2 separate regions of the Mus musculus genome follow, and region 1 is linked to region 2. A link is a loop called in an ENCODE intact Hi-C map of the cell type or tissue named here. Cell type or tissue: left cerebral cortex. All regions are shown on one strand. Each heading gives the region's core, and the rest is flanking DNA. Links, peaks and the distances in the headings are about the cores only.

Region 1 (10,058 bases), core at 1,290-9,289, 490 kb before region 2:
TGACTTTTGTGCTGAGTGGCAGAAACCACACTGGCCCCTCCCCCAGACCCTTATCATAAGCTTGTTTTTCTCAGCCAACCGGTAGAACCCATCTTTATAGATGATGTCACATGGACTTAACAAGGAGTTTCTCTGCAGTAATGTCTGATCCTAATTTAGCTTATTTTGTTCTTCAAGGAGATTTCTGAATGCTTTATTGTGCACACCAGATTGAGATAATTCATCACCAGGAAAGTTTTCACCAAACTGTGCTCTTCTTGAATATTAATAAAATAAACGACTCCGGGTCAGACTCCCAGAGTTTGACCCAACACTGACGACTGAGTCATGTCCAACCAAACTGCCTTTTCCCTTCCCGTGGGTCATTACTCTGCTGGCTGTCATGGTCACAGAGACCCCCCCCCCCAGATAGAAAGAGGGAACTGGGAGTCACTGGAGTTTCAGGTTTACCAAGCAAGTAATGCCCACTGAGACCCAGCCAAGAGACTGAAAGCATTTGCCACGCTTGACGGTGGCTGAGGTGTGGGGGGATCGTCAGTCAGTAAAGGCTGCTAGGCTGAACTCTGAAGAACAGCTGAGGAGGCAGCTAGCCATTCCCTCATAGTTTTGGAAGTTGGAAATCAAGATCAAGGGTCAGGCACAGGGTGGGGGTGGGGAGCCTCCAGCTGTAAAGCGCTTGTCACATAAGCGTGAGGACCCAAGTCTGGTCCCCAGTACCTCTGTAAAAAAGTAGGGGTGTGTGGCATCCCTCATGGTAGACCCCAGCACTAGGGAGGTTGAACCTGAAGGTTCCTAAGGCCCACTGCCAGCTGGTCCAGCTTCCCGGGCAAGGCCTAGGTCCCAGTGTAAGATCCTATCTCAAACCAGCCAAGGAGATAGTTCCTGAGTAATGACAGGTGAGGCTGCTCTCTTGCCTCTGCATCCACGCACATACAAAGTGGTGTGTGGCTGAGGGAAGAGGAGAGAGAATTCAAGGCCAGCCTGGGCTACATAATGAGTTCAAGGCCAGACTGGTAACTCAGTGAGAGCCAGTTAAAGAAGAAGAAGGGGGTGGTGAGGAGGGGGAGAGAGGGGAGAGGCTCTCTCTTAGAGAAGCCTATTACCCCCCCCCCATGTGTTTACCTCTGAGCAACTCTTCCTCTCTAAATCTCCATGTTTAAGCTATATAAAAATGTCATTAAAGGCCAGAGAGATAGATCATGAGGTAAAGGTGCCTGCTGCCCAGCCTGAAGACCTGAGTTCACCCCCTGGGGACTCACATGGTGGAAGGAGAGAACCAACTTCTGCGAGATGTCCTTTGACTACACACACTAAATAAATAACATTACTCCTTTTGTTTGTTTTGTTTGCTTTTTGTTTTTTGAAGACAGAATTTCTCCGTGTAGCCCTGGCTGTCTTGGCACTTGCTTTGTAGCCCAAGCTGCACAAACTCACAGAGAACTTAGAAGCTAAGTTGCAAGGTCAACACAACAGTATCAGTCAACTAGGTGCTAAATTTTTGCTTTTTAAGATTTATTTATTTATTACATGTAAGTACACTGTAGCTGTCTTCAGAAGAGGGCATCAGATCTCCATGTGAGCCACCATGTGGTTGCTGGGATTTGAACTCAGGACCTTTGGAAGAGCAGTCAGTGTTCTTAACCGCTGAGCCATCTCTCCAGCCCAGATGCTAAGTTTTCAGGGGGTGGTGGCAATGCTTGCTGAGGGATGGAGAGATGGCTCAGCACCTACATGGCAGCTAACAGTGGGCTGTAATTCCAGTTGCAGGGGAATCTTACGCCTTCTGGTTGCTGCAGGTTTGCATTCATGTGGAGCACCCACAAAACATCCACATACCTAAGATACAAACCAAAGTTAGAAGAAAGCTGCCATGACGCCATGCACCTTTAATCCCAGCACTCGGGAGGCAGACGCAGGCGGATTTCTGAGTTTGAGGCCAGCCTGGTCTACAGAGTGAGTTCCAGGACAGCCAGAGCTATGTAGAGAGACCCTGTCTCAAAATTTAAAACAAAACAAAATTTAAGGAAGAGGACTGATCCTCCAGTGGACTAGAGTCTAGTTCATAGCGCCCTCGCCACGAGGCTTATAACTATTTGTAACTTGAGCTCTCAGGGATCTGACATACTGTTTTGGCCTCTGGAGAAACTTGCACGGATGTGGTATACAGACACATAGACACCTGAATAAACCTTAAAATGTGGACATGGAGAGATGGCTCAGCAGTTAAAAGCACTTGTTGTTCTTGCAGAAGACGACCCTGGTAAGGTTCCCTGCATACAGATGGCTCACAATCATCTGGAACCCCAGTTCCCTCTTCTGATCTCCACAGGTTCCAGGCATGCACGTGGTGCATAACACGTAGGCAAAATGCTCTCTCACACACACAAAGTAAATGAATCTTAAAAAAACGTTCAATGTTATCTCAGGTTGCACAGGAAACTTGAGACCAGCCTCGGCTACGTGAGACCATGAGACACTGAGACACCGTCTCAGAAGTGGGAGGTGGGATAGATAAGGACAAAGACAGATTTCTACTGAGAAAAAAAAATGCATTGTAACCAAATTCGAGTCACCGAGGGAGGTGTTTGACATACAAGGGACAGTAGAGTAAGCAGTATATGCTGGAGATGTAGTTGGGAGAGCCACCTGTGAAGGAAATGGGGGGTGAGCACAGCTGGGTTGAAGACAGACTAGAAAGCAAATGCAGGCCCCAGGAGACCCCAGTCACCAGCAAGCAACTCTGGAACAAGCGCTGTCCACGAGAGGGTGTTAAATTAAGGGGGACGAGCTAGCTCAGCCTCTGTCTCAACAGCACCTTGCGCCAGATACCAGACTGTTGGAAGTCATGCCCTTGGTACAGCTGCTATCTGTAGAAGAGAGAGAGGGACCTAGAAGTAACTGGCAACTGCAAGCTGTTTTCTTAGTGCATCCCCTGCAGTGGGGCCACAGTTCTTCCTCTCAGGAGAGGGTCTGGGCCACCCATCCCTTTCTGCCACAGAGATGTGTATTTACTTTGCATATATAAAGAACTCCAAGAAATCAATATGAACTCCTAGGTTACTGAGAATAATAATGACCACCTAAATTTGAACCATTTAACATTTCAAATATCAGTGTAGAACAAGGGTCAACAACTCATGCCCTGTGGGCCAGGCACGTGTTTTAAAGATGTAATGAGGGGGCTGAGGTTGTAGCTCAGTGGTAGAGAGTTGGCCTGGAAAACACACACACACACACACACACACACACACACACACACACACACACACACACACACTCACACACTCACTCACACACACACACACTCACTCTCACACACTCACACACTCTCACACACACACTCACACACACACACACACACACACACACACACACACACACACACACATACACACTGGCAAGAAAGATTTGTTGGCTCACTGTCATGCCCACTTCGCTTCAAAGAGTTTTCAAGCCTGCTTCCATGTTACCATAGGAGAAAAAGAACAACAGGTATTGACTGGCTTGCCGTCTCACAAACCCACAATCCTTTCTGAGGACAGGGGAACAAGGCCTCATACTGCAGCCCAGGTTGGTCTGAAACTCACTATATAGCTCAGAGTAGCCTCCTGCCTCAGCCACACATGTAGGGCTAAACTAGAACACATACTGAAAGGCTGTCGTTAAAAACCAAACCACACCAAACCAAACCACCACCAACAAAACCTACCTAGGCATGGTTGTGCACATCTTTAACTCCAGCTCTTGGAGGCAGAGGCAGGCTGATCTCTGAGTCTCAGGCCATCCTGGTCTACAGAATGAGCTCCAAGATAAGTAAAACCCTGTCTCAAAATCCAGGAAAAATATTTGTATGCTATCTCTCTATCGATTGATCAATCTATCATCTTGATATTGATATTTTTTTTAGAGACTGATATTGATATGAGTTTGAAAGAGGAAGATGTCTAACAAAAGGAACCCTGGTAAATCAGGACAGCACAGGGAGAGATTGAAAGACCCTGAAGGTGCTGGAGAGATGGCCCAGCCCAGAGGTACAGAATACTTTCTGCTCTTGCTGAGGACCAGAGTTGGTCCCAGGACCCACGTCAGGAGGCTCACAGCCTTATAACTGGATCTGAAGGCCTTTTCTGCCCTCCATGGACAACCACACACATAATGTGTGCACTGCACACACAGACATACACATAAGAAATAAAAGATCTTTAAAAAAAGACCTTGTTTCAGAAAAAAAAAAATCAAAACCAAAGAGGAGGAGGAGGAAGAAGAGGAGGAGGAGGGGGGAACAGAGGGAAGGAAGACAGAATAAGGGTGAGGAGAGGAGAGAATGAGAAAAAAGAGGGTGAGTGGCATTTTTGTATTGTTACAAAAGTAGCCTAAACCGTCAAACCTTGAGCGCCCTTGAGACAGCAGCATTCAAAGGCTGTAGTTTAAAATCTGGACGGAAGGGGGCACCATTAAACTAAGGAATCTTGAAAACAGCCCTACTTCTAAAAACTGGTGAAACCAAGGGCCTGCACTAGTCTAAGCCAGTTAGGGCCCAGAGGTGAGAGAAGTAGACAGAAGCCTCATTCGCAACCTGAAAGCTATCTCCAAATGATAACTACTCACTGAGTAAAACATCGTTCTAGCCAACAATCTCACTGGGTATACAAACTAAAGGTCCAGGCAGTTTCCATGCCTAGCAATAGAAGACCAGTACAAAACAAACTTGTATTTTTGGAGATTTTCATGTCTCATAATGCTTTGTCTGAACATTTCAAAAAACCTTGCTTATGCATTATAGTTCTGAAGGTTTTGTGTTTTTGTGGGATTTCTGTGTATATGTGAATGTGTGTGTCTCTGCATCTATGTGTGCTTCTTTGGTTCTTTTAATTTTTTTCTTTTGTTTGTTTTATTCTATTAAAGTTTGTATTTTCTTATTATTCTTTTTAGATGCTTGTTTGTTTTCTAATGAGAGCAAGAAAAGGTGTGGATGTAGTTGGGTGGGGGGGTTGGGGAGAGAAACTATAAGCAGAATATATTGTATGGAAAAAAATCTAATTTAAAAAAAAGTTTTAAAAAATGATAAAAATAAATTAAAACAGAATTTCTGCCAAAAAACAGAACATGAGACTCAAAATAGCCCAAAATGTGAAGAACATTTCCACAGCCCACCTTAGGCACACTGCCAAAGAGAAGCACAACTCACCACACTGGATTGGCTTCAAACATCTGGGGGTGCAAAGAGAAGCTGGACGTGGTGGGCGTGCCCTGAGATACCGGAACTTGGAAGACAGAAGCAGGACAGGGTCATCTCCAGCCTTACAGAGAGCCTTGAGCTAGCCTGGGCTACCTGAGACCCTGCGGCAAAACCAGCCAAAACTCTTGAAGTAGGGCTGGAGATTGCTTCGGGAGGTGACTGGAGAGGACTCAGGGGTTATGAGCACTTGTTTGGACCCCAGGATCCGCAGCAGGCTCCCAACACCCTTCTTCTCATCTCTGCCCGCACTAGGAACACACGCGGTGCACAGAGATGTAAGCAAAGCACACAAATACACACAATACACACAAAGTAAAATAAATAAAACTAAAAAGGAAAAAATTTTAAAAGGAACCTCTAGAGAGTCAGATTGGTGGTAAACTGAGTTTGAAGTCAGCCTGGTCTACACAGTAAGTTCCAAGACAGTTAGGTTAGAGTTATGCAGACTCTACTTCTAAAAAAAAGAAAATAAAACAAACGCACGGAAAAGGACCTTTTCTTTTCGAGAACTCAAATATTAAAACACAAACAGGCATCTTCATACGAAGGGACCAATGAGCACACTAAAGGAGAAAAAGATTAGGAATGACCAAGGGCTGCTTCTTGTGTCAAGGCCTGAGCTCGTGCACTGCGACTCTGGAGCAGGGTGGTGTAAATTCCAGGCCCACAGGGAGATGGAGGCAGGCAGATATGGTAATGGAGACATAGCTGAGAGCTTATATTTGATTAGAGAGTTGAAGTGGGGTGAGAGAGGGAGAAACTCTGGGCTTGGAGTGGGCTTTTGAACCTCAAAGTCTACCCTCGATGACATACCTCCACCAAGAAGGCCACTCAACTCTTCCTAGTCCTTCCCAAACAGTTCTACAACTGGGGACCAAGTATTCTAACATATGAGCCTATGGGGGCCTCCTTTATGATCAAATCACCACAGGATGAGAACTCCAAGATGCAGCCTCATCTTCAACAACAGGATGCAAAGTCAAGCAGGCGAAGAACCAGTTATTTTTTATTTTATTTTATTTTAGTGTACAAGTGTTTGACCTTCATGGATATATGTCATATATAGGGTTAGGGTTCATATTGCGTATATATATATATATATATATATATATATATATATATATATACACACACACACACACACACACACACACACACACACATATATATATATATATATATATACATGCATACCCAGTGCATTGAAGACACACTAAGTGCAAGGTTATTATCCCATGTCTAGAAGACACAGTACATGTGAAGTTATTCACTGCCTTGTCTGAACATTTTTGAAAACCTTGCTTATGCATTATAGTTCTAAAGGTTTTGTGGTTAGCAAGTATAAAATATTAAAAGTGTGGGGGGGAACAGATTCCTGAGGGTTCACTCACAGAAATGAGAGGATACGACTAAAAGAATCTGTATAGTTATGAAATAATTCCCAATGCAAATTTTGCCCTGAAAATAGAGGTGGGGGGGGGGCGGCCTCTGGAGACCGCTCAGTGTGTAGGGGCATTGCTCTTTCAGAGGACTTGAGTTCAGTTCCCAGCGCTACATAGAGTAGTTCATAACTATCTGGAAGTCCAGCTCCAAGGATCTGACTCCTTCTTCTGGTCTCTGAAGACATCTGCACACGTACACACGCACAGGCACACCCGGGGACTGGAGAGATGGCTGAGTGGCCCAGTGCATACATTGCTCTTGCAAGATCAGTTGGGGCTTTTTCTTAACTGTCTAGCCCTCTCTCCAGCCCTACTTCATGGTTTTCTTTCTTTTTTCAAAGTTTTTTTTTCCCCCTTTCAAATCTGATCCTGGGGGCTGGAGAGATAGCTCAGCAGTTAAGAGCACTGACTGCTCTTCCGAAGGTCCTGAGTTCAACTCCCAGCACCTACATGGTGGCTCACAACCATCTGTAACGACGCCCTCGAGTTCTGGTATGTCTTTAGACAGCTACAGTGTACTTACATATAATAAATAAATAAATCTTTTTTAAAAAAATCTGATCCTGACAGAAAAACCCTTCAATTTTCAGGAAAAATAGGAAGCAAAGAAAAAAATTTTTGGTTGGGCTTTGGTGGCGCACGCCTTTAATCCCATCACTCAGGAGGTAGAGACAGAATGCTTAAGAGGCTAGAAACTAAGGAAAAGAAAAGGTTTTTGTTTTGTTTTGCTTTGTTTTGTTTTTGTTTTTGTTTTTCGAGATAGGGTTTCTCTGTAGAGCCCTGGCTGTCCTGGAACTCACTCTGTAGACCAGGCTGGCCTCAAGACTCAGAGATCTGCATGCCTCTGCCTCCCAAGTGCTGGGATTAAAGGCGTTTGCCGCCAAAGCTGCCGCCAAAGCCACCACCACCACACCTGGCTTAAAAAAACACTTCCTGCTAGCACCTTCTACAAGACATGATTTCTGTTTTGTTTATCCCACTTAAAGTATTAGTGTAGCTCCTTTGGGTTTTTGGGGGGAGAGGGGGCAAACTTGGATTTATATAAGTTCTCATTAGTCTTCATAAGCCAATGAAAACAAAGGTCCTTAGGTTTAGTAGTCCCAGGAAGACAAAAAATCCGCAAGGTGTCCACAAGTAGGGCTTATTTCCTCCAAGGCCAAAGCTTCCTGTTTATTCCCTAATCATGTGACAGACTAAAAACAAACAAACAAACAAACAAACAAACAAAAAACCGTGGTCTTGGTCACAAAAGGCTTCTCTTCCTCCCAGAGGGCATAGAACAGAGGGCACAAGTCTTTAAAGCAACATCGCTAATGACAGCAACAACAGTAGCCACGAGGTTTAAATGATTTGATCAGACAATGCAAGCCACAAGTCATAGGAGGGTGAATCTGAGGTTAGCCTGGGTTACAAAGTGAGAGTCTCAGGGGAGTGGGCGGGCGGGGGGGGGGGGGATGGGAACAGCTTGCTAGAGCCTGATAGTGCATGCCTTTAATCCCAGCACTTGGGAGGCCGAGGCAGGTGAAACTCTTGAGTTTAAGGCCACACCTGGTCTACAGAGTGAGTTCCAGGACAGCCAGGACTACACAGAAAAACAAACAAACAAGAACAAGGCCAATAAAGAAAAATGGATGTTGCTTAAAGCTCCCCCTCTGTCTAACCGCCTGGCACTGATCATCACCCGCAGGCCAAGCCTGGCCCAGGTGTGTGACCTGAGCCCTCTCCTCTTCATCCTCACAGCTTCAAGTCTGATACCTTCATCCCATCCAGATTTGCTTCCCAATCAGATGCCTCAGAATATCCTGCCTATAATGAATCCATCCCTACAGAGTGACTCTCTGTAAGTGTTCTCTGCAAACGGAAAGGGCACCCACCAGCCACCGCCCAGGGACTCAGGGAAGTGCCCCTCTCTGTCCCCCAGTTCTCTTCCCCCATCAACTCAGTAAAGCACTAACTTCTGCTCATCACCTGTTATCTTAGAATGTCATACACTGAGCTGGGCGTGGTGGTGCAAGCCTTTAATCCCAGCACTTGGGAGGCAGAGGCAGGCAGATTTCTGAGTTCGAGGCTAGCCTGGTCTACAAAGTGAGTTCCAGGACAGCCAGAGCTATACAGAGAAACCCTGTCTCGAAAAACCAAAACCAAAACCAAAAACAACCCCCCCCCCCACACACAAAAATGTCACACACTGACCAAGGACAGTCATTCATACACACACACACACACACACACACACACACACACACACACACACACACACTTTTATTTTGCTAGTGGTTTGCTTGTTTTTTTGGCTGGTTGTTTTTGCAGGACCAAGTCTTGCTGTCCTCACTGCCCAGACTGTTCCTGTACTCAGCATCCTACTGTCTTTACCCTGGGATTACAAATGTGTGCCACCTATGCCCAGATTCAAAGGTATATTATATTACTAACTTAATTTTAAATTTGAGATGGAGTCTGCCCATTCAGGAACTCAATATATAGATCGGGATGGTCTTGAATTCAGAGACCTGTCTGCTTGCCTTATTTCTCTCCAAAATAAATCATTTTTTTTTAACATTTATTTTTATAGTGTGAGTGCTTTGCCTACAGGCATGCATGTTCACCTGCATGGTACCCAAGGCAATCAGAGGAGGGTGTTCAATTTCCTAGAACTGGAGTTACAGAGAATCAGCGCCCCCACACCGGGTATGGTTAATACTGTGGGATGCCTAAATTGTACGGTGTGGGCATCTGGGCGTCACTTTGCATGGAGGAAGGACAGAGGCGCTCCTCCTTAGCCCTATGAAAACCTACTGTGTTGGTCTGGAGGGATTATGGTGTCTCTTTTGTCTACAGAGGCTGTGCACCCTTCCTGTGTTATCAAGCCTTTCTTCTGTTTCTCCACTGAGATCAGAGAGACTGGCTTGACTGAAGTCTCAGATCGCGGTTTCCCCAACACTCCTTTCTGTCAAGCAGTTGCTCAAAACTGTAGGTTAGAGGGTCTAGGTAGAGAAGGGCGGAGTGGGGTAGGGGATAGGGGGTTTGTGGAGGGGAAACTGGGAAGGGGGAATAACATTTGAAATGTCAAAAAATAAAATAATAACCAATAAAAACTGGGGGGAAAAGTGCTAACGTTCAGTGGTTTCCCGGACCCTGCAGGCATAAGGCCTACAGAGTTCTGGGATTGCATGGATGCTGAGTTGGGAGGGGACTGGGTGGGTGGGTGTGGCCTTGACTCCGCCCAGTGCTCAGAGGCAAATAAAAACTCCACGCAGCCATTGTGGGATTATGGCGTAGTAGTGTTGGGACCCACGCCTGTGACGGTGTAAGGGCCGGGCAGCCTCCCGTTTGTTCTCAACTTGGGTCTCAGCCGGCATGGAGCAGGACAATAAGGA
Region 2 (10,058 bases), core at 970-8,969:
TCCGAGACCTTTGTGGGCACACTACTCCACACTGCGTTTCCAAAAACTTCTTGGACCTTCGCCCCGTGCCTTTCTGATGTCTTGCGTGCTTTTTGTCCCTAGCCCTGCAGTGTCAAGCCTACCTATGCCTAAAGTTCAAAGCAGGGATCTGCGTCTATATGAACAAAGAGCCCAGAATATAGTCACATCGCTATAGTAGAAACATGGGAAATTGGAGAGATGAGTTAGACTCCAGACCTAGGTTCTAAAAGTTCATGTGCAGCTCTTGTGGCCTGGTAGGTTTCCCTTTGGCTTGGCTCTTTCTAGTGCTGTTCTGCCCGTAGAGAAACCCCCTGCCTCAGATCCTCAACAGGCGTGAGCCGGAGCCCTAGCTGGAACAGACTCACCAGTAAGGCTGAGGTGGGAAGGCTCTTGGTACCAGGGAACATCCCAGGCTGTAGAGTGAGGCCTGGTTTCTTGCTTTGCCTTTGATACTTTTGGCGTACTTTCACATGTCCCTTATAAGGTCTCTTCATCTGTTAAGCTGTGGGAAGACAACCTTTGCTTCAAGATGTGGATGTAATGGACCTCTCTGTGAGGTACTGGCTCTTAGACCACCACACAGGAGACCCTCCAGCCTTTAGCATACAGACTGACCTGTGGTTCCCTCCCCTGACCCCCGCAAGGTCAGCACACCTAAGAAAGTTCTTCCTGGCCCTCAGTAGTAAGCCTTGCCCTGCTTGACAAGTCCCCTCACCTTTCCACCGTCAGTCTGGCCTCACAGTGGCCATCACTTAGCCTGCCATTGCATTCTGGGAGTGGCAAAAGGGAAAGAATCTCTTGCTTTGACCCCTTCCTGCTTCAGTGACAGGAGGGCTGCAGAGAAGGATTAGTGAGCTAATTAGAAATGATTGCATCTCTCAGCATTAATTAGCAGTGCTGTGGGCTTGCAGTGTGCACTTTGGAACTGAGTCCCCTTTGGGACAGCATGGCAGGCAGGCAGGCCTCTGCCTCTGGGGCCTGCCAGCCCTCTGTACTGATTAGAGGTGATGGGACAGGTTTGGGTAAACACTGTAAGGCCTGTCCTCTCCAGGTACCCTGGGTCCTCTGACCTGCCTGCCCAATGTCTAGCCCAGACTCTATACTTTTACAACTGGGCCTCAGTGTCTTTTCTTTTAAAACGGGATCAGTAGAGACATCCGAGATACTGCTCTTGTCTTGATCTTAAGAGGTATGCTAGGTGCCATACTTCGGGGCATTGGCCCTGGGACAAAGGAAGCTTCTAGAGGGTGAGTCAATAAGATCAATTCAAGCTTTAGAGTAGCCTGGGATTCTAACCAGGAAGCTGCTCTTTAGGGTTGTATTTCCAAAGCCTGAGTAAGTGCTCTTCTGGGGACATACATGACTACACGGAGTATCTCTGCCTGCTGGACTCACTTGAGCACTGCAGCTCGGAAGGGTGTGCTGCTCTTGAGTAGACACTTCTTGCCCACCAAGGAGCAAGTCCAGGCCCCTGAGGACACGAGGCACTGAACAAAAGGCCGATGGCCGGCAGCAGGGCAGGGTGTGTCAGCTCTCCTGCGATACTCTAGTATGGAGCTACAGTGAGCATCCGCTTATTTTTGTGCCTTATTTTCTGTTTCTCCATGCAGCTCGGATTGGGAAAATGAAACGGAGGAAGCAAGATGAAGGGCAGGTATGTCCCCTGTGCAGCCGCCCCCTGGCAGGATCGGAGCAGGAGATGAGTAGGCATGTGGAGCACTGCCTGGCTAAGGTAGAGGGGCTGTGGCCGCCCACCTCCCTTCCTCCCCTCCCCTGACACTTGCTGCTGACTGCGCCTCATCTCTGGGCTCCTGGGCTCTCCCTGGGCTCTCCGCAGCCACTCTGCTCTTGGCTCTCCTCTGCTTTCATTCCCACTCACTCACTCCCTGTTTGGGCTCCCGTGGAAAATTCTGGGGAAGAGGCCCAGGTCTTTGATTGCCATATTGAGTGTATTTCACGGGAGCCCTTTGGTATCCTGAGCAGGGGCTAGGGCTGTGCCTTCCTTGCAGGCTGTGGGAGCTGTAGGGATGGATGGCCTGGGCGCTGCATGACCCTGCTCTGCTCTTCACAGAGGGAAGGCTCCTGCATGGCTGAAGATGATGCTGTGGACATCGAGCATGCGGACAGCAACCGCTTTGAGGAATATGAGTGGTGTGGGCAGAAGCGGATACGGGCCACCACACTCCTGGAAGGTGGCTTCCGAGGTATAAAGCAGCTGACAACTTGGGTGGTGGCACTCTGGTGACCAGGTCACTTCTGGTAGCTGGTCATCATTTCCACCACGTGGGAGCTCTTGCTCGTGGGGCTCCTTTGTGACCGTGCTGCCCGCCTGTGATGTGCATATTAAAGTGGTTGTATTTGGGTGGGGAAATGGAATTGTGAGGCTGCAAGCTAGCAGTGACGAGGGGGGCTCTCAGCCTCGGGTGATGCATTGAAGGTGACAGCCAAGCCGCGTTAGCACCTGCATAAAATATTAAAGGGACGGTTATGCATTTATCACTCCATCCCTCTTAAGGCTGATAAATGAGAATCCAGCAACCTGCTGTACACCTCCAGCACTAGGGGCCCTCAGGGCTTCTAGGCAAACACATTGCATTTTCCTCCTCCTCCTCCCCAGGTCTGTGTCAGGGAAATCAGTTACAGAGGAGAGAGTGAGTTATGGCAAAATTTGACCTCCCATGAGCTTCATTGGTGAATCTAATTTTAGCTCTGATCCCATCTCTTCTCCCATGGCGCCCTCTGCCCTGAAGGAAGAGGGGCCTGGGCTCAGCTGCTCCCTGCTTCCCTTGGGCTCTCCCCAATCGCTGCCGAAGAGTCTTCAGGGCCCTACCCGTCTCTGCTCCCTTCCTAGCTCCTGAGACAAGGGTTGGCTCCCTAGATGAGACAGAAGAATTGGTTAGGTGCCCAGGGTCAGTGTCCTCTTGTCAAGCTCTGTCACCATGGGCAAGAGAAAGAGGTACCTGCTTCTTGGCTTCTAACTCTTTCTGTGTAAAGCACAGCTGGCACTGCAGTTTGTGGTCATTAAGAGAGCCAGGCTGCATCCCATCTGCCTCCTGTTTTTCTGGGCAACACCCTTGAGATGGCCACTGTGTGTGGTCTTTGGGGGATCTCTCAGCAGGCTCGAAGGAGGGCCTTTGCCTCCGTAGAGCCATGACACCTGGTCTCCGGTGAGATCAAGTCTCTGCAGTGCCATCCAGTGCAGATGGGCACTGTGCCTCTGAGCTTGTTGCATGGTGCCCACCAGTCTGAAGACAAGTCAGAGCGTAAATCAGGAGGGTTAAACCAAACTGTTGCCACCCCCTAGGTAAGCAGCCTTAGTTGTCATTGCACAGAGCATTTCTGTCCTGGGGCTCTAGCAGGTCTGAAGCCTCTCAAGAATGAAGGATGGCGCTCATGAGCCCAGGAATGAGGCACATGGATGCTAGGGTGTGTGACCAGGTTTAGAAGGCAGTCTTGCTGAGTCAGTTCTGGAAGGCTGTTCTAGATTAGCTCTGCTGTCAGTTGCAACTGTTCACACCAACTGCAGCTGCTGCTTAGGTTTCTTGGCAAGGAACAGGACCCTGTGGCTCTTGGGCTCCTGGAGTGTCTGAATGGGTCAGGCTGCACAGGGCCCACTGCTTAAGCAAAGCCATTTCTGCATGGGATGTGCCAGCAGATGGGTGTCAGAGGCTCTCGGGCCTCGGGTAGGTATCATCTTTCTGGGTGTGTTTACACTGCGAGGTTGATCCTTTCAAGAATTCCTGAGGAGAGTTCAAAGAGGGCTTTTCTTTGAGCGATTTGGAGAGCGAGAATGAGACTTGAAGAGGGAATGGGGCCGGAGGGGCCTTTATCTGCAGAGAATTGCTCCAGCTTTCCTGATAGAAGCTGCTGCCGCCTCTTAAACAGCTTAGTGCAGTCAAAAGACAGGCTAACTTGAAAGGCTGTTTTACAGCGAGATCAGCGGGGGCCACGAGGCAGAAAGTGGAGCCTCCTCAATGGGAGGGGCTATCAAAGAGAGGCCCTGGCTGATCCTGACTGCCTCTGCCCCTGAAGCCCATCTGCAAAAGCTGGCCATCTGTCAGCCGACCCTCCCTGGCCAGGACCAATAGGCCCAACTCTTGGGGGGGGGGGTTGGGTGTGGCCCTGCCAGGCTGCTGGTGTCAGTGCAGTGCATTGATCGCCGCCGGGCGGGCTGGGCCGCAAGCTGGGCAGCTCCTGCTTAATGTGATTGAAAGGCAGTTAAAATGGCGGTGACCTTTTCAGGAGGAATTAGATTGCCTGCCAAGACCGGTTAGAGGGAGTGATAACGCCAGCCGAAGAAGCTGCCCGGCCGACTTCAGAGAGGGAGGCAGAGGCAGGATGAGCAGGAGAGTAGCGAGGCCCATTTAAGCCGTCCTGTGCATGCTGACAGCAGAGATTGCTGTCCTTGTTAGATATGAAAGAGTTGAAGAACTGTGATAAGTCCCTGCATCCCTTCATTCCTCTGTCCCCCCTCCCAGACTAGGGTCCCCTCGTCATCCTCAACAGAGCTTCCTACATGGTCAGACCGGCTGCCTTGAATGTAATCTAGGCAGTGGTCTAGCAAGAGTCATGGTGAAGACACTTGGCTCAGAAGAACAGGCTGTGAGCTTGAGAGCCTGGGGTTAATGACAAGGAGGGTCAATGTCTCAGGACAAAAGAGAGCAAGAGAACGTCGAGGGAGGTCGGTCTACAAATAGATTCTTATTTATTTAGAGAGGAGATCTCACTATGTCACCCCAGCTGACCTGGAACTCGCTGTGTAGACCACACTGGCCTCAGACTCGAGTTTCATCTGCCTCTGCCTCCCAGTACAAACAGATTAAGAAACAGAAATAAAGCCTGGGGAAATGAGGAAAGTCTTGTAGAGAGCAGCTCGTCTGACCCTCGGGTCTCAGAGCACTCTGGGCTGTGCACTCCGCTGCCGCCTGCTCACTTGAAACCTCAGGTCTTTTGCACTGCTCGTGGTGTTGCATATGGGCAGAACCCAGGGCCCAGTGCTTCATCTAAAGATACAACAATTAGGGTAAAAGGTGCTTTTCTGGGATACTCTGCCAAACCTAGGCAGAAGAGATGTCTTCAGGCTAGAGAAATGGGCCACAAGGGAGGCAGCCTTGGGATAACTGTGACCATGTGACCTCCATCCTCAAGGAGCCATGTGACCAATGAGTAAGGGCTCGATTTTCCTCTTATTCCCTACCTCCTCTGTCTTAGAGGTGTGGGGTGCTGGGCTGTAAGTCCTCCCTTGTATCGGTTGCCAGTAAGAATTCACTTGTCCAGACTTGGGGAAGCCAGAACTCAGTACAACTAGAAGGATCAGTCTGCTCAAAAGGATGTGGAAAAGATTAGTTTTAAATAAGGTGGCTGTTATGTTGTGGGCCAGGAGTGGTAAGATGGTTCACTTCCCAGGATGATGCTCAGGAAGTGGCAAGTGTGTGCACCTTTGTCTTTGAGCCCTGGCTGAAGCCCCTTTCAGGGTGACGTAGGTTAGAGACAGTATTTCTCTTCTCAATCCCAGCGCTCCTGATGCAGACACAAATGGGTCTCTAATTCCAAGGCCACCTTGGTCTACATAGTTGGTTCTAGACCAGCCAGAGATACAAAGTCTGTGTGTGTCTTGGGGTGGGGAGGGTGCTAAGGTAGTGGTTATGAGGGCTGCTGCCCCGCCAGATCTTGCCTAGGGTCTCTTGTCTTAGATTAAGGCTGGGTCTAAGCACCCTGCGATTATGAGAGAACAGCAGCTAGAGGCAGCTTCAGCACAGTTCTTTTTAATAACTGTTGATAAGGTAACCAACAGATTATGAAACAAGAGTGTGCAAGGTGTGACTCCACAGGTATGGGCCAAGATGTGAGCCCTAGTTGCCAAAAATGTCTGATTGCCACTGTGCTCCTAGCCCTGTGGGTGACACGTGTTGCAACAGTACCACTGGAAACGGGTTTGGAATGGAAGGAAGGTATAGGTGGCTGCCTTCTCACTCTCCACCTCCTTCCATTTATGATGGCTGCCTGTTGGGAGGGGTGTGGCTAGGAGCAAGGCTTCTTCTGTCCCCTGTGGCACTGGACAGGATTTAATCACCTTTTGGAACACAATTGTTAAGCGGGAACAGAGGGAGTGTTGGCAGAAAGAGCAAGTATCAATGGTTTAAGCGGCGTCTGTCTCTGTGACTCTCCTGATGTGAGGCAGTGAAACGCGTTATCGAGAAGGCCCGGAAAGTGGCTAAGTGCGTTTGACACACGCCAACTCCCTGCCTCCACACTGGATAATTGCATTGTCAACTGTTCAGCGAGGTGGCAGGTGACACTGCAGGCCGATTGATTGTCCCGCATCGTAGCTCCCCAGACTGTCAGCTCCCCAATCGATGGCGTTTACACAAGACACCGTAACTGCATCTGTAACTAATTCCAGTGTAAAACTCCCCGGAAGCTGCTGCCCCTGCCCTCCCTGTAGGCAAGCACTGGGCTCTAGAAGCCCCAAGACTTTCCTTTCTTCCCAGGCTCTGGTTTGGCTGGGAGCAGCAGGTGAGGAAATCAATGGTTCTTTTTTGTGTGTGTGTGGTTTCAGGTTCCAGGATGTTACTGCCCCCAGTAAACGGGCATATCCAGTTTCTCAATCGATCATTTGATCAATTGATTAAATTAACACTGATTCTCCCCCCCCCTCAGTGGCTCAGGAAGAAATGAGTTTATGGGAGCAGGATCATTTTCATAAAATTTAGACTTACATATCATTTTGGCACTTAGCTGGGCTGCAGGCGTTCACTCAAGGGAAGGGAACGGTGCCAGGCACTGTTGCCCATCAGACTTAGTTTGCCAGCCATTTTGTCCCTTTCATCTGGAGCAGAACCATCGCAGAGGGGCCTCCCTGGTGACCAGCAGCTGGTCTGGACCGTCTTGGAGGTCCTAGGGACCAAGTTGCTTGCTGCGTAGCAGCAGCAGGAGCAGCAGCTTGCCTGCCCTTCCTGGAGCTCATGGAAGAGGGGCCAGAGACTTGGAAGGGAGCTGTCTGTGCCATCTTGCTTCTGAGTACTGGCTTGGGATACTCCAGCAGCTGAGAACATAAAATGACAGTGGAGCTTCCTCTCCAAGATGGAGGAGGGGCAAGCTGGCACGGTTGCTTTCGGCATAAAATGGCTTTATGGCCGTTTCTTTTTATTATGATTCTGCCAGAAGTCAGCAAGTGACATTTCATTAAGAAAATAAAGTTTAATGTGCTGGGAAGGAGGTTGAAGCAGGTTGGGGCTGGTACCGGAGTAAAATTGGTGGTGGCAGCCTGTTGGGAACACCTGTGGGGATAGGGAGAGGTTCCCCACATCTGTCTCAGCTGGGGGATGGAATGAGTATCAGTAGAAGACTGCTCAGGCCAGAGGCAGACAGGCCTTTTCTTAGACGAATCATGCCCGCCCTTTTTGCTCCTTAGTGAGAACAGAAGGTTGCTGCCAAACTGGGGCAAGACTTGATAAATTTCTCTGGGCACTAACCAACGAGGCCTGGTCTTCCTCGTGGTGCCAGGTTCACAAGTATTCAGCCAGTGCTGCTGTGGTGTGTGTTGTCGATGACGCTGAGTGGAGTCAGGCTTGTGACCCTTGAAGTTTGCAGTGTGGTAAGGAACAGTATTGGCACAGTAAATATGATCTGAGAGTTGGACATCAAGGAAGGGGCCACTCAAGCACCCGGAGGATGGGGACCAGATCCTGAAACTGTTCATACCAGGCCAGAGAGGGTGGCCTCCAAAAGGTGAAAGAATGTAGGAGGTGAAAGGTCATTCCTTCAGCAAGAGGAAAGCGTTTGAGCTCAGAGGTGGTACTAAAGACTCTTTAATTTTTCCCACCACACGAGTGGCTAAGCTGGGCTGGCAGGGCATACGAGGCTGCTGCTGAGTTGCATGCACTTGGGGCTGGAAGCTGGTGGGGTTTGGCAGGGCTTATGGGGTACAGGCTGTAAGTGAACCTGATAGCTACATTCTGATTGATGGCGGAGTTTGTCTCCCAAACTGTCAGAGGGTTTATAGAGGTGCCACTCACCCTCAGGGTGGGAATTGCTTGTCAGGACACCTGGCTGTGAATAGGAGACAGAGCTGTAACTTGGTGTTTTCTCAGCTTAATGGCTCTGCAGCTGACCTGCCTGCTGCCTCAAGTGTGTCAGTCCCTCTGGGTAGGCGCCAAATGAGGACTGTCAGGAAGATAGAGCCCAGGCACTGACTAGCTTCAGGGGTAGCTGGCTGGAATGAATCTTAGACCATAGACTGAGGGATAAAGGGGAAGAGTCAGGGAAAAGGACTGTCAGAAAGGACATCCTGGTGTACTGAACAGCATGAGGGGAAGTTGTTAGCTGTGTCTAAGACATGGCAGGCAGTCTTCGTGTCTGCACACCACACAGGAGTTCTGGAGCAAAGTGACCAGGTTGGAGCCTGGCCTGATTGGTGTATGCATTGGGAGCCATTGATGGATACGAGCAGAAGTCATTGGACTGAGGCAGAAAGAACACATTCCTGAGATGACTGGGCAGAGCTCTGAGCTTCCTCTTTGATGCAAAAGATGATGCTTCTAACCCTTTTGGGAAAAGCCCTTCATTTCCTTTGTCCCTGGCAGAACTGCTGGTCCGGCTAGTAAGATGTCACCTGAGACCCACAAGGACAAAAATGCAGGGACAGCTCTTTGGTCTCTGACCTTGGCCTATGAGGAAATGTTCCGGGAGTCAGAGGCCACTTGGCGAATTAAACAGGCTTGGTAAGGCCTTAGTAGCTCATCCTTTACATTAGCCAAGAGTCTGCATTTGGTTGTGCCAAATGCCCTCTGGGGATCAACAGCCTCTGGCCTCAGCCTTCCATGCCCAGCCTAGCTGCCTTCGAGGCTACCCTGAGGCATCGTGCGTGTGCTCCTCCCGTGTCTCCCTTTCTAATCCCTTTCTAACTGCACTTGTCCAGGAATCTGGGCTGTGTGAGGTGGAGATGAATAATTAATGTCAGGCGCTTCAGACACCAAATATTTGAACAGCTGCCTGGTGTTTTTGCTGGCAAAGGACCTAGTGGCCCAAATCAGGATGTTGGCTGGGGGGTCCTACTCTATGGCTCTGATTGGCCTTAGCCAGCTTTTTTTCCTCTCTAATGGCTCTCAAGCTAGACAGTTGAGATAGAAGGATGCTCAGGTCCTAGCTGGGATGACCTTTTGGATCTGAGTTTCTCTACCCTCTTGTTGCTCTTCCTGGAACTGGAAAACAGATATATAGGAGGCCTGTCACAGCGTCCTCTAGTAGTGTGTGAATGTGAGTCTATGAGCAGAGACAACCTGAAGCTCCATGCGTACATTTAAAGGCTAGGGAGGAGTACAGAGAAAGGGGTTGGAAGTAACCAGTAATCACCTGAGTGTCTGCTTGGACGTCACTCTGTCTCATCTCCGAACTAATTCCCACCTGGGAGCAGCAGGAAGGGCACCCCTGGGCTAGTTCCTGGCCTCTGGCCCTTCTTAACATTCTGCTTCCCACAGGCTCCGGCTTCGTCATGTGCAGTGGCAAAGAGAACCCAGACAGTGACGCTGACCTGGATGTGGATGGAGATGACACACTGGAGTATGGGAAACCACAGTATCCTTGGGGCAAAGTGGGGCAAGCCAGCAGTAACAAAAGTAGCTGGTGCCTCTAAAATGTAATCATACTCCTGGAGCCAGTCACAGCTTTCAGGGGGCAGGGGCACTCCTGAGCATTCAGAGCCCTTGTGTCCTACTGCAACCTTGGGTCTATTGTCCTTGACCACCATGCCAGATACACGGAGGCTGATGTCATCCCGTGCACAGGAGAAGAGCCTGGTGAAGCCAAGGAGAGAGAGGCACTCCGGGGCGCAGTCCTAAAGCAAGTGTGGGCAGAGGCGTGGCCAGTGTGTATGGAGGGATCGCTGGAGGCAGGGCTCGGCTCTCCTGCAGCCTCACTTAGTTCTCTCTCCTTCCTTTCCTCTAGTGGTGGCCCTCCGAGCACCCGCATCACACCTGAGTTCTCTAAATGGGCCAGTGATGGTAAGTCCTGACCCAGGTTAGCAGGATTGGGGGTGG

Evidence for each region. A loop is a pair of places that touch in the nucleus more often than their neighbours do. Peaks named below come from ENCODE experiments on the same cell type or tissue, not always from the same donor. Only the 100,000 strongest peaks of a DNase experiment are listed, where the experiment ranks them.
Region 1: it touches region 2 in a loop (2.6-fold over the local background); 4 of 42 quality-filtered maps call a loop at or near these places.

What each region holds. Positions count from the first base shown.
Region 1 is chr4:117,765,526-117,775,583 of GRCm38, reverse strand. Klf17 (Kruppel-like factor 17) reads left to right here and starts at 9,918. Exons shown (of 3, transcript NM_029416.2): 1 at 9,918-10,058. The coding sequence starts at 10,039. In left cerebral cortex, for the core only: a CTCF peak has its summit at 4,440 (motif pointing right); a DNase peak (open chromatin) is centred at 4,447.
Region 2 is chr4:117,277,546-117,287,603 of GRCm38, reverse strand. Rnf220 (ring finger protein 220) reads left to right here. Exons shown (of 15, transcript NM_025739.3): 7 at 1,632-1,675; 8 at 2,093-2,225; 9 at 9,501-9,597; 10 at 9,775-9,861; 11 at 9,967-10,022. Among named protein-coding and RNA genes, the nearest start is that of Gm12843, 6.8 kb to the left of the region's middle. In left cerebral cortex, for the core only: no CTCF peak of the experiment used is centred there; DNase peaks (open chromatin) are centred at 3,537 and 4,832.